3 separate regions of the Homo sapiens genome follow, and all the other regions are linked to region 1. A link is a contact called in ENCODE Hi-C or POLR2A ChIA-PET data. All regions are on one chromosome and are shown on one strand. Each heading gives the region's core, a stretch centred on a gene start or an enhancer-like site at or near the end of the contact. The rest is flanking DNA. Distances are from core to core; before and after follow the strand shown.

Evidence for each region. A loop is a pair of places that touch in the nucleus more often than their neighbours do. ChIA-PET counts read pairs that join two places held with the same protein, here RNA polymerase II (POLR2A). Pooled maps may share reads with other maps.
Region 2: a loop to region 1 is called in a map of CD8-positive, alpha-beta T cell, with 31 times the contacts of the local background. The contact joins two enhancer-like sites. A Hi-C loop is called at or near these places in 1 of 168 maps with a recorded cell type or tissue (CD8-positive, alpha-beta T cell) and 7 of 50 pooled maps. POLR2A ChIA-PET finds 5 or more read pairs at or near these places in 3 of 52 experiments (H1, WTC11 and activated CD4-positive, alpha-beta T cell).
Region 3: a pooled map shows a loop between it and region 1 (2.4-fold over the local background). The contact joins two enhancer-like sites. A Hi-C loop is called at or near these places in 1 of 168 maps with a recorded cell type or tissue (CD8-positive, alpha-beta T cell) and 7 of 50 pooled maps. POLR2A ChIA-PET finds 5 or more read pairs at or near these places in 4 of 52 experiments (T-cell, activated T-cell and activated naive CD8-positive, alpha-beta T cell).

Annotation. Positions count from the first base shown.
Region 1 is chr10:119,487,579-119,491,925 of GRCh38, forward strand. No RefSeq gene overlaps it. Among named protein-coding and RNA genes, the nearest start is that of RGS10, 53 kb to the right of the region's middle. Within about 2 kb of position 2,078, at least 10 of the 41 ENCODE cell types and tissues checked have a DNase peak (open chromatin) inside an H3K27ac peak, as active enhancers do; they include CD8-positive, alpha-beta T cell, where a contact is called at or near this core.
Region 2 is chr10:119,269,290-119,273,839 of GRCh38, forward strand. The region is part of intron 1 of GRK5 (G protein-coupled receptor kinase 5); the gene reads left to right. Among named protein-coding and RNA genes, the nearest start is that of GRK5-IT1, 63 kb to the left of the region's middle. RefSeq lists an enhancer at 1-40. Within about 2 kb of position 1,867, at least 35 of the 41 ENCODE cell types and tissues checked have a DNase peak (open chromatin) inside an H3K27ac peak, as active enhancers do; they include CD8-positive, alpha-beta T cell, where a contact is called at or near this core.
Region 3 is chr10:119,251,813-119,255,752 of GRCh38, forward strand. The region is part of intron 1 of GRK5 (G protein-coupled receptor kinase 5); the gene reads left to right. Among named protein-coding and RNA genes, the nearest start is that of GRK5-IT1, 45 kb to the left of the region's middle. Within about 2 kb of position 2,144, at least 27 of the 41 ENCODE cell types and tissues checked have a DNase peak (open chromatin) inside an H3K27ac peak, as active enhancers do.

The DNA.
Region 1 (4,347 bases), core at 828-3,327:
ACGAGGAGTTGAGGACAGAGTGTGTGGATTATCCATCTGCTGAGAACTGAGACACCAGAGCTGGGCGTCAGGATGACAGCACAGTGAGAGGCCCAGGACCCTCGATACCCCATCCCCAGCATCACCACAGCTCCTGGCTCACGTCGAATGTTCCACCTGGGTGGACTTCTCAAGGAGATGCTTGCTATGATCAGAATGTTTGTGTCCTCACCCCCAAATTCATGTTGAAACTAAAAGCCAAAGCAAAAGTATTAAGAGGTAGGGCCTTTGGGAGGTCATGAGGCTGGAGACTTCGCCAGTGAAATTCGTGCCCTTATCAAAGAGGCCCCAGAAAGCTGCCTCACCCCTTCTACCATGTGAGGACACAGGGAGAAGACGTCCATCTGTGAAGGAAGCTGGTCCTTGCCAGACCCTGAATCTGCCAGCACCCTGGTCATGGACTTCCCAGCTTCCAGACTGTGAGAAATGTCTGTTGCTTCTAAGCCATTCAGTCTAAGGTATTTTGTTACCGCAGCCCAAATAGACAAACACAGTGTTCCTTAAAAACTGCCAGGCACAGCGGCTCACGCCTGTAATCCCAACACTTTGGGAGGCTGAGGTGGGTGGATCACCCGAGGTTAGGAGTTCAAGACCAGCCTGGCCAACATGGTGAAACCCCGCCTCTACTAAAAATACAAAAATTAGCTGGGCGTGGTGGCATGTGCCTGTAGTCCCAGCTACTCAGGAGGCTGAGGCAGGAGAATCGCTTGAAGCTGGGAGGCAGAGGTTGCAGTGAGCCAAGATCACACCATTGCACTTCAACCTGGGTGACAGTGAGACTCTATCTCAAAAAACAAAAACAAACAAACAAAAAAACACTGCATCCCAGGCTGGGTGCAGCAGCTCATGCCTCTAATCCCAGCCCTTTGGGAGGCCGAGGCGGCAGATCACTTGAGGTCAGGAGTTACTTGGGAGGCTGAGGCAGGAGAATCACTTGAACTTGGGAGGCAGAGGTTGCAGTGAGCCGAGATCGGGCCATTGCACTCTAGTCTGGGCGACAGAGTGAGACTCTGTCTCAAAAAAAACAAAAAACAACAACAAAAAAAACTCTGCACCCCAGATGCTAGAAATATTCCATAGCCGAATGCGGTGGTAGTTATGAGTGTGTAGACAAATGGAGACATCCATAGAGCTCTCCACTTAAGATTTGTGTACTTTACTCTTTACTGAAATTAGGTACGTCTTAGTTTTTTTAAAAAAAATTCCTTCCACCAAAAAAAAAAAAAAAAAAAAAAAGAAGAAGAAAAAATGCATCCCAGTGAGCTGGGGAGGAAAGAGTGAAATTGTAGCTGCTTATCTGGGAAGCTTCAGAAATAAAACATTTTGGAACGACCACCCCGAGGTAGAAGACGAGGATTTGGAAATACACTTTTAAAATAAAGTGATGGGAGGCTGGGTGCAGTGCTTCACACCTGTAATCCCATCACTTTGGGAGGCTGAGTCGGGTGGATCACCTGAGGTCAGGAGTTTGAGACCAGCCTAGCCAACAAGATGAAACCCCATCTGTACTAAAAATACAAAAATTAGCCAGGCATGGTGGCATGCGCCTATAATCCCAGCTACTTGGGAGGCTGAGGCATGAGAACCCAGGAGATGGAGGTCGCAGTGAGCCAAGATCATGCCACTGCACTCCAGCCTGGGTGACAGAGCAAGACTCTGTCTCAAAAATAAAAATAAAATAAAGTGGTGGGAAAGAGAGACGTTTAGTATCTCAGCCACACTAAACCTTTAAGCCTCTGTGCACACAGCCAGTCATTTCTTGATCTCTTTGTTAATATAACTTTAGTATCAGGCAGTTTGTTGTACAAAGTCCTGCAGTTCTTCAAGTAATAAACTCACATCAAAACACTGTTTCCGAGCATTAAAAAAATATATAGCATTGATTTAAAAAATGAATGAACTGAACAAAGGTCTCCCACTAATGACCCTCGTGGGATATTTGAGAGGGTTTTGGAGCCAGCAGAGGCCAAACTAGAGAGTGGGGCGGGGTGGGGGCGGGGACGGTAGTCAAAAACGTCAGCGCAAGCCCAGGAAGTACCTCGAAACCTCATCTTCCTGCCCGAAGATGAACTGCCTGAACTGTGCGGGGCAGAAAGGATGGGAGCAGCTGCCCCACCTTCCTGCCCAGTCCCAGCCTCTGGGGAGAGGGTCTCCCCAGGGCACCCTTCTGGGAGAGACAAGGAGAAAAGTTGGTGGGAGGGGACGGTCTGACCAGGATGGGTGCCCAGGGCCTTGGAGGGTCCTCCCGTGCTGCAGGGACCCGCAAGAACCCCGGGAGCTGCCTCCCTCCACAGCTCACCAGCTCCCCCGTGAGCTCAAGCCAGGAATTTCAGGCAGGCTCTCGGGGGTCCCCAGACTTCCTTCTACTCCAAGGAGCCTGGGGAGCCCGGGACCTCCCAGAAAAGCATGTGGGCAGCTCTGCCCTAGGAGACCATGGTTCTTGTCAAGAAAAAGTCACCGAAGTCCAAGAGGCTCCTCCAAAGAATGTCTACTGAATTCCCTTCCCCTTCCTTCGGACACAAAATGTCTGGAGAGGCAACAACCTGGTTCCAGGTTGGAAATGGAGCCATATTACGCTGCTGGGGCACCCACCACTCAGATCTCCCTCTCACTTCTCTGGCTTCCCCCTGCATGTCCCCTTCTGGGCCCAAATCCTCTCCTGAGAGCCCCCCCACCCCTGGTTTCGAGCCTGCAATCATTTGAATGACATTCAGGTCCAGCTGGCTGCCCGTCGATCACGACTCGAACGCGGGGTAACATCGTGTGCATGTGTGTGCGGGGGACTGGGGGGACAGTGAAAGAGTCCCAGGCAAGGATCCAGGAGTCAGACCCGGCCGGGATCTGCTACCCTTCCCTGCGCACCTTAGGCAGACCACACGACCTATCCCTGGTTTGGTGGCCTCATAATAATCACCAAGGTTTATTAAGCCGCTGTGCGCAAGGCACTGTGCTGCGCACATTGCATGTATTATCTCATTGGATTTTATATAGTGCTAGCGTCTGAATGTTTGTGCCGCCCCCGACCCCCGCCCCAAATTCACATGTTGAAACCGAGTCCCCAGTGTGATGATATCAAGAGGCAGGGCCGGCTGGGGCACAGTGGCTCACACCTGTAATCCCAGCACTTTGGGAGGCCAAGGCGGGCGGATCACTTGAGGTCAGGAGTTCGAGACCACCCTGGCCAACATGGCAAAACCTCCTCTCTACCAAAAATACAAAAATTAGCCAGGCGTGGTGGCGCATGCCTGTAATCCCAGCTACTCAGGAGGCTGAGGCAGGAGAATCGCTTGAACCCAGGAGGCAGAGGTTGCAGTGAGCCCATATCATGCCACTGCACTCCAGCTTGGGTGACAGAGCGAGACTCCATCTCAAAAAAAAAAAGAGGCAGGGCCTTTCGCGGGTGATTAGGTCATGAAGGCTCTGGGTCGGCACCTGAATGAATGGGAATCAGTGCTCAGAGACCCTAGGGAACTTGCTTGCCCTTTCCAGCTGAGCATGTGCCCAGCATGTGAGGACATAAAAGGCACCATGGATGAGAAACAGGCTCTCACCAAACACCTCATCTGTCAGTGTCTTTAATCTTGGGCTTCCCAGCCTCCAGAACTGTGAGCAATAAATATCTGTTGTTTTTGAGTTACCCAGGTATTTTGTTATAGCAGATGAAACAGACTAAGGCATAGGGACCAATATTATCCCATCTAATAATTGAGAAAACTTGGGCTTGAAAAGATCCATGATGGCTTACGCAAGCTCACAGGGCTAATAAGCGACGGAGCTGGGATAGAATTTAGGCAGTTGAACTTCATGACATGAACATAACCACAATTCTCATGCTAACCAATAGTAAAATAATAATAATAAACAAATAATGAGGCTAGGCGCAGTGGCTCGTGTCTGTAATCCCAGCACTTTGGGAGGCTGAGGTGGGTGGATCACTTGAAGTCAGGAGTTTGAGACCAGCCTGGCCAACATGGTGAAACGCCATCTCTTCGAATGCTACAAAAATTGGCCGGGCGTGGTGGCGCACACCTGTAATCCCAGCTACTCGGGAGGCTGAGGCAGGAGAATTGCTTGAACCCAGAAGCAGAGGTTGCAGTGAGCGAAGAGTGCACTGCTGCCCTCCAGTCTGGGTGACAGAGCATGACTCCATCTCAAAAATAATAATAATGATGATGATAGTTGACAGAGGTTCTTTTAGTGCTAAGGTTCTGGGGAAACCTGCAAATTTAGTAAAGGTGGACCCACATTTTCATGTTTTCAGGTCATGATGAGTGACCTCGCTCCTTTAGGAAAAAAGAGAGAAATATT
Region 2 (4,550 bases), core at 617-3,116, 220 kb before region 1:
TTGTGGCCTACTTCCCGTGAGAAGCAAGAATGGTACAGGTGGATGTTGGGAGCCCCCAAACCCATGGAAGGGGTTTCCTGAGGACGTCCTATAGTCCCTGAACATGCAGCCGAGGGTTCCTGGGGTAGCAGCACCCGTGTGGTTAGCCCTGTAATGGGCTCACATTATGAGGCTTCCGTGGGTAGGCCCTGTTCAGAGAGCTTTGCGTGCTCTCATCCTGGGGAGTCAGGGTTAGGTTTAGGGTCAAGACTGATATAATGGCCAGGCACAGTGGTTCACGCCTGTAATCTTAGCACTTTGGGAGGCCAAAGCGGGTGGATCACCTGAGGTCAGGAGTTTGAGACCAGCCTGGCCAACATGGTAAAACCCTGTCTCTACTAAAAATACAAAAAAATTAGCCGGGCATGGTGGTGTGCTCCTGTAATCCCAGCTACTTGGGAGGCTGAGGCAGGAGAATTGCTTGAACCCAGAAGGCGGAGGTTGCAGTGAGCTGAGATCGCACCACTGCACTCCAGCCTGCAAGATGGAGTGAGACTCCATCTTAAAAAAAAAAAAAAAAAAAAAAAGTTGCTGAGTTGGCTCTCCAAGCCTCTTTCTCAGAGCCACCTTGGAGGGGGCCAGCCAGCTCCAAAGCCTGGGGTGTTGGCCTTTGGGAGGGAGGGGGCCTTGTGCCAGTCCCCCACACTTTGTCTGCTCCTCCAGCCTCCTTGGAGTACCTTGAATGTACCTTCCTATTGCTGTTCCCTCTGCCCAGAGTCCCGTGCTCTCCTCTCCACATTCCTTCACTGCTCATTGGCATTCAGGGTTGGGCATAAATATTACCTTCTTGGGGGCCTGTTATTTGCATCCTAACTAGCAGGGCTCCTTTGCAGCCCACTGCCAGCCCTGCCATTCTTCATCACAGTCCTCTGTTCATCTCTTTGCCACTTGTCACCAAAATGTGTAATTGTACCTTCATTGATGTCCAGTCAGCCTTCTGTATCTGCAACTTTCACATCTGTGGATACAACTGACCGCAGATTGAAAATACTCAGAAATAAAAGGATGCTTGGGTCTGTACTGAACATGTACAAACATTTTCCTTGTCATTATTCCCTAAACAATACGTTATAGCAACTGTATACACATAGCACTTACATTGTATTAGGTATTAGAAGTAATCTAGAGATGATGTAAAGTGTATAGGAGGATATGCATGGGCTTTATACAAATACTACACCATTTTATATCAGGGACTTGAGCATCCATGGACTTTGCCATCTGAGGGGGGCACCAGAACCAATCCCCTAAGAAACCAGGGGACAATTGTTCACCTCCATGACAGGCCCATAAGCTGCTCTGTGCAGGTGCAGGTCTGTCATGCGGCCCACAGCCCTCTCTGCAGAAGACCCTCAAATGCTGGGGGAATGCACAAATTAGCTGGGGGGCAGTCTCTAGGAGATTTTCAGCAGTTTCTCCTGAGAGGTGTGAAGCTGAGAGTTAAGTAGGGTTTTGTAGGTGTAACAATAGGCATTTTCCTTCCAGCAGCTCAAACTGCAGTGTGCTTGGCACGTTAGTGCAAAGGAAAAAAACTCACTTCATTCTTAAGAAAGCTCTGGAAATTTCATCTGTGTTTGAGTGAGTTGGCATGCTGGGCCCCTGGCGGAACACAAATGTGGAATTTGAACTCTACCCTACCTCAGAGAGCAAGGCTGAAGCGATAGGATGAAATGCATTTAAATGTCATGAGTGTTATTATTAGTCGTAATCTTATCTTTGTTAATAATAATAACAGGACCCGCCTAGAAGTGACTGAATAGCAGACCGGGCTTTCGTAAGTAAGCTCACACTGTCAGATAGCACCAGGACCTGGGGTGGCGCCGGCGCCGTTAGGGAGGGAGTGTTCACCGGAAACCTGCCCGGGCCACACGTGTACAGCCACATCCTCCACGCCCTTTGGGCGCTGGTCATTCAGAGAGGCCCTCTCAGACACGCCTGGCCTCTTTAGAGGCTCTCTCATCCCCTCGAGCTGCCAACACAATCAAGGGTCTGCAGGTTTGGGAACTCCAAGGCAGTTTCTCTTTACCAAGTTCTCTGCATAGCCTTTTGCCTTCTATTGTTTGCTGTCCCAGAGACTGGCTGAAACAATGTGTTTCCTACAGATTTTGTTTGCCTGCATTGACTTCTTTGTTTAGCTCTAGTAAACAGACATTTAGCATATACAGATCTGCACACTTGACAAAGAGGAATTTGGAGCCCTGGACGGGGTGGCTGCACTGAGTCACCAGCTCCTTGAACCTGAAGACCTTGGATGGTCCGGAGCTCGTAAATGACTCACCCCATCAGTGCTGGGCTGGTGTGTGCGGGGTTTTGTCGCCACCTTTGGCAATGGAAGAGGGGAACGTGGGGCCTTTGACTCGTCAGGGAAAAACAGGTGTGTGAGCACTAGGTTGGTGACGAGGTTTAGCAGCAGGTGGACTCTGGAGCGTGACTCTGGAGTTGCCAGTCCCAGCTCCAGCACTTTGATTAGCTGTGTGACGTTGGGGAAGTTGCTTGCCTAATATGTGTGTGTTTCCTCATCTGTGAAGACAGCACTAACCTCGTAGGTACTCGGGAGGCTGAAGGAGTTCATCTGTGGAAATCATTTGGCATGATGCCTACTCTTATTCCTTGTCTGTGGGGCCCTGTTTTGTGGGCTTGCCACAGTCTCATGACTCTGCTGGGAAGAGCCTTCCTGCGGGCCCCCTTGAGCTAGGAATAGAACCTGGATTTCTGGCCCTGTAGGCTGACGCGGCCCTCCTAGATGTAGTGGTGATGCCCCGTTCAGCAGAGATGGTTCCAAATGTTCTGAACTTCTGCCTTGTATGGGACCCTGTGCCGGCTGAATCGCATGGTAGCTCAGGGCATAGATGCTAAATGGGACGGTCCTGGGTTTGCACCCTGGCCTCTGCTCTCACCAGCTGTGTGAGCTTGGATGTGTTACTTGTTACTCAGAGCTTTTCTCATGTGTAAAGCTGAGTGCATGAGGCCGGGCGTGGTGGCTCACGCCTGTAATCCCAGCACTTTAGGAGGCTGAGGTGGGCGGATCACCTGAGGTCAGGAGTTCAAGACCAGACTGGCCAACATGGTGAAACCCTGTCTCTACAAAAATACAAAAATTAGCCAGGCATGATGGCGGGTGACTATAATCCCAGCTACTCAGGAGGCTGAGGTAGGAGAATCACCTAAACCTGGGAGGCGGAGGTTGCAGTGAGCCGAGATCATGCAGTTGCACTCCAGCCTGGATGACAGAGCAAGATTCTATCTCAAAAAAAAAAAAAAAAAAGAAAGAAAGAAAGAAACAAGAAACTGAGTGGATGAGATCTCTATTTCATGGGGTCGTTGCGAGCATTAAGTGTGCTAGTGTTTGTGAAGAGCTTGGGCGGGGCCTAGCACAGAGCCCTGCATAGTAGAGGTTTTGCCCTGACCCATGAGCTGAGCATTGGAAATACCACAGAATCTGGAGTGGGGAGCAGAGGAGGTGTCATGGTCCTTAAGGCCTGACCTGTCAGATATTCACAGTTGTCTGTGTCACTTGTTCTCGCATTGATAGACCTGGAGGGACAGGGAGGCCAGCCCGTTGTGGAGGGGACTCCGCAGGCTGAGGGTTGATTCTGGCTCTGAGCAGGCTTCAAGCAGAAGCTGGCTAGCCCCTTGGCAGGGAGGTGGCAGTCCCTCTCTGACGCCTTCCAAGTCCTCCCCAGTCCTTCTAGGATTCTTTTACGGAACCAAAGATAATAGTCCCCTTTGATACCACATACAAGCCAGTCGTATTCCATGCCTCGGAATATGAACAAAACCAGACCGGCGATGGCTTAAGCCTCATTGAGAGGCCCATTTGGATAGCAGGAGATTACATGGGGTCATGAGTAGACAGAATGTGGATTTCCAGAAGGTGCCTCGGCAGCTCCACTGTAGGCATAAAGCAGGTGATTTTGAGATGTGTCCACTGGCACCTGTTCTGAGGCTGGTGGTGTCGGGGGTTGTGGTCATCACAGGTTGCATTAAAAGGGGGCTTTGATGGGGTCTTTTCCAGATGGAGCTGCTTTGTGGGATTCTGCTGCCCTGCCTTGGGATAGCAGGTCAGCAGAGGGTGAGCTCAGGAGCTGCAGGCTACGTGTGACGTTTAAAACATATTCTACATAAACTCATCCATGATCTATTCATGGTGTAATGGATGTCTGGGGCAGGGTGCTAGCTTCAGACGCTCCAGCCCAGGCTTTCTCAAGCCCTCCCAAGGTGCTGAGACATTTGGCACCCTCAGGCCACAAGTGTGGATGGGCCGCGGCTTTGACCCACAGGGGAACTCATCTCCCCAAGCTTTGTCCCCATGGGTCACCTACTTTGCAACCCTAGTTTCGTGATTTGGTTAATGGTGTTTAAGTGGCTGAGCCATGTATCTGGGGTTTTTCAGTGCCGTCACTATTATTTCTTGTTGAGATTTTTGCACAGTCTCCTTCCCTCAATCCTATGTGTTCTTTTTTTTGATGGAGTCTCGCTCTGTCACCAAGGCTGGAGTGCAGTGGTGCAGT
Region 3 (3,940 bases), core at 894-3,393, 240 kb before region 1:
AAATGTCTCCAGACTTTGTCAAATGTCCTCTTGGGGGTAAAATTGCTCCTGGTTGAGAACCACTCGCCTCGATTTTGGTGGTCTAGAATTTGCAAGCTGCTTCTCCGCCCTGTGCATATCCAATCCTCAGCCCTTCCACTAAGGATTAGAACTTGATTTTCTTCTTTTCATCCCACCCTCCCTGCCTTGAGATATTGCTGCATCTGGACAGATGTGCCAAGTACAATTCTGGCTCAGGTGACTGAAGTCTAAGTCAGACATATGTCTTCACTCTCCCTGACCATCCCTCTTGCTGCTGGCCTGCGTGGCGTGCTCGTGCCGATAGGGGCAGCTGTGTGAGTAGCAGGACCATCCTGGAGACAGCCATGCAAAGGGAAACCATCTGGGTGGGGTGAGCTTGCCAGCCCCAGCTACAGGTCCTGGTGGAGTTGACAGTTGATGGATCACTGTGCTGTGACCTCTGGGCAGCCCAGGCCTGCGACGGGCAGAGAGCTGTCTTGTTTCTCCTTTTGGAACCTGAAGGGCAGAGACAGGGTGAAGTTGCCAGGAGAGGCTTTCAGCTGGATCCTAGGGGCCAGCGTGCAGCCCTTTCCCAGGGCTGGGGGTAGGGGAGAAGTGTCTCTCTCTGGGCCGTGTGGATGGGCCAGAACCCTGAGCTGGGTGCAGAGGGCTACGCTGGAGAGGCGGGGAAGGGCACTGGACCGGGTGTCTCGAGACCTGGGCATGGTTTTAGTTCTACCCCGGGTAGCAGCACGATCTTGTGCAAATAGTGTCTTCCTTCTGGTCCTCATGTTTCTCGTAAAGCTGACTTCCAACTAGAACAGTCTACCTTTCTATTTTTCTCCTGATTTGTAGAAAAAGATGGTGCTGTTAAGAGACGGAAATGTGGCCTTCCTAAATTTGCTTTGAGTCCTGAGTTCCTGATTTGGGGGCAAGTGTCTGTGAAGGGCTTGGGGTCACTCTGTGGCTTTTGCCTCATTTTTATGGGTCGTAGAGGATACCTCAATAAATAGCATTTTTCTTCCCTGAACAAATTGAGAGATGAGGCCATGGTTGAAACTTTGAACTTTGGAACTTGCCCAGATGTATCAGGTCAGTCACCCTCCTCCCCTGGGGCCAATAAACCAAGTGTTCCAAAGGCCAGGTGGTCTTAGGGAAAATGATGGACCCTGAAGGGTGAGGGTCATGGCCAGTGTGGACTACAGAGGATCCCCTAGCCACACTGGAGAGGGGACAGTGCCCTGGTTTTCCTGATACGCCCCCTTAGTGCTCAAGGCTGGTTTCAACCCTGCTGTACTAATCTGCTGATGAGGGAGAGTTGGTGGCTCAGTGGTGACAGCACAGGTTTGACAGAGGGTGTCTACACCACCCAGTGCCCCCTTGAGCTCACATCTGAGGGTCTGTTGAGATTACAGAGGCCCTTGATAGAGTCCGAAATTTGAAGGACAAGCAAGGAAGATTGGAGCATCTGTGAACTATCTCCAGTTCAGCATTGCATTAGAAAAGGAATTACATCAGGTCACTGATGTCTTCTCCTAACTCAGTGATCTCCACAGCCCCCTGGATCCTGCCAGGCCTGTGGAGAAGAGGGACAAGCCAGCCTCCCCACCACCCCTGCCCTCCGTTCCTTTTATATTTAAATCAGAAGCTTAGGCTCCTCCGTGTAGCTGCTCTATTTTTCATGCCTCTTGCCTGGGTCTAAGCCCTGGAGCTTAGGGTGCTGTGATATGCTTGCGGGATGCTGCCCCACCACGGCTGGAACCAGGGCTTCAGCCCGGCGCACACCCAGCTCGTTTGGAGGTCACGGCTCACCATAAAAATGGTGTGAGTGGCCAGCTCTTTTTTCACTGTGGCTCTGGGCAGCCCAGCCCAGCTCCGGGGTGGATGCAAGGCCTGAGAGTGAACTTTGTTGTGAATGATGACACAATTCCAGAAAAATGCAGTGTCTCCCAGATACGGCTTCTGGAGCTTTGCCTGGGGTGGGGGGCTGGAGGTTGTTTAGTGTTTGGGTTCCTGGTGGTTCTTTGCCCCAGGGGTGTGTGTGTGTGTGTGTGTGTGTGTACACATGTGTGTGCGTGCATGCTTTTTCATGAGGCACACTTATTTTCAGATGTTCACATGGACTCTTTTTGAGATTCCCCAGGGGAAAAGGAGAAAGTACAGAAAGCCGTGACACCTGATGGAAAATATTACGCTTTAGTCAACAGGGCTGATGTGTCTCCTCTGACTTTGCCTTTAAACCAAACCACACCACAGCGGGGAAAGATGAGCCACACATGAGGCCTGCTGGGCCGGTGACTGTCCCCTAAAGTGGGACTCTTGTAATTCTAAGCGCCTTTGAAAAATGCTTTCAGAATCATCCAGTACTTGAGTTGTAGGGGGCCTGAAAGGTCATCTTGGCCCAGTGGCTTGTTTTAAAGGAGGAGGAAACTGAGGGCCAGAGAGGACCTATGACCCTCCCAGGGTTGCACAGCTAGAACTCAAATCCTGTCTCTTGATCCTCAGAGAAGGGTTTGGTCTGTTCTGTTCTGCCCTACTTTAGTTTTTAGACAGTGTATTGTGATAAGTTTTAGATTTTTTTTTTTGTACTCTGCTCTTATTCATTCAACAACTCTGGGGATTTACTGGGGAACAGGCAGACCTGGTCCTTGTGCTCAGGGGGCTTACAGCCTAATGGGAAAGGCAGCTTGGAACAAGAAACCGTGCATGGGATTTGTAGCGGGTGTGGCTATCTTATTTCTGGCCAGTATGGGGAGGGAGAAGGGGTGGGAGTTGATGGCTGGGGCACGGAGGATGTCATTTCAGCTCTGTGGCCTGGGTCAGGTGCCCAGCCCAGCAATCTGAGTGTGGATGACTCTGGACTATTTCTCCAGGAGGAGGTGGGATTCACAGGCAGAGACATATCAAAACAGGGACCTTGGGATGTATGATGTATTTTGTAAGAAAAAAATGGAAAAACAGGCCGGGCACGGTGGCTCACGCCTGTAATCTCAGCACTTTGGGAGGCTGAGACGGATGGATCACCTGAGGTCAGGAGTTCGAGACCAGCCTGGCCAATGTGGTGAAACCCCATCTCTACTAAAAATGCAAAAGTTAGCTGGGCATGTTGGCAGGTGCCTGTAATCCCAGCTACTCAGGAGGCTTAAGCAGGAGAATTGCTTTAACCCAGGAAGCCGAGATTGCGCCATTGCACTCCAGCCTGGGCGACAGAGCAAGACTCAGTCTCAAAAAAAAAAAAAAAAAAAGAAGGAAAAACAGAGTAGAGCAGGAAGCTCTGTGTATGTATGCGCAGGTAAGGTCGTCAGGTGGGAGGAGGCCAGGAGATGAGCCATTTGGAAGCCCGGAGGTGGCCTTGACTTCCCTGATGGGAGGAGAGAGAGCTGCTGGGAGAGATAGGATCCAGGGAGGGGTGTGGCACAGGCTTCTGGAGGGACAGCAGCTATGGCCAGAGGTGGATCTCTTATTCTCAGGGGTATCAGGGACCCAGGCTCTTTCCACTTGGAACACAAGATAGCAGGGGCCTTTGTCACCAGCAGGATGGAAGCTGACACACAGGACACCCCTTCCAGGAAGCTTTGTCACATCGACTTCACCTAACTCCAATGACCTCTCCCTTCTGAGTCCCTCTGCACTTAGAGGCTCTTTCTGTTTGGACTGAGTGGTGGTTTTGGAAAGGCTCTTGTGTGATTTTCACTGGCGTGGACTCTTCCCCAGATGCTCACTTTGTACTAACACCGCTGGCTCATTATCACAGAGTCATGGAGCAGGCACTGAGACTCAGAGAGCTCTGTGGCTGCGCAAGGTCAGGGTAAAGGTGGGACTTCAGCCTCACCAGACTCCAGAGCCTCTGGCCGTTCCCGCCATGCCTGCTGCCCCCTGTCCTGGTGTGTTTTCTGCCCATTCTCCCAGACACGGGCTCCTTGAGGGACAAGGTGGTGAG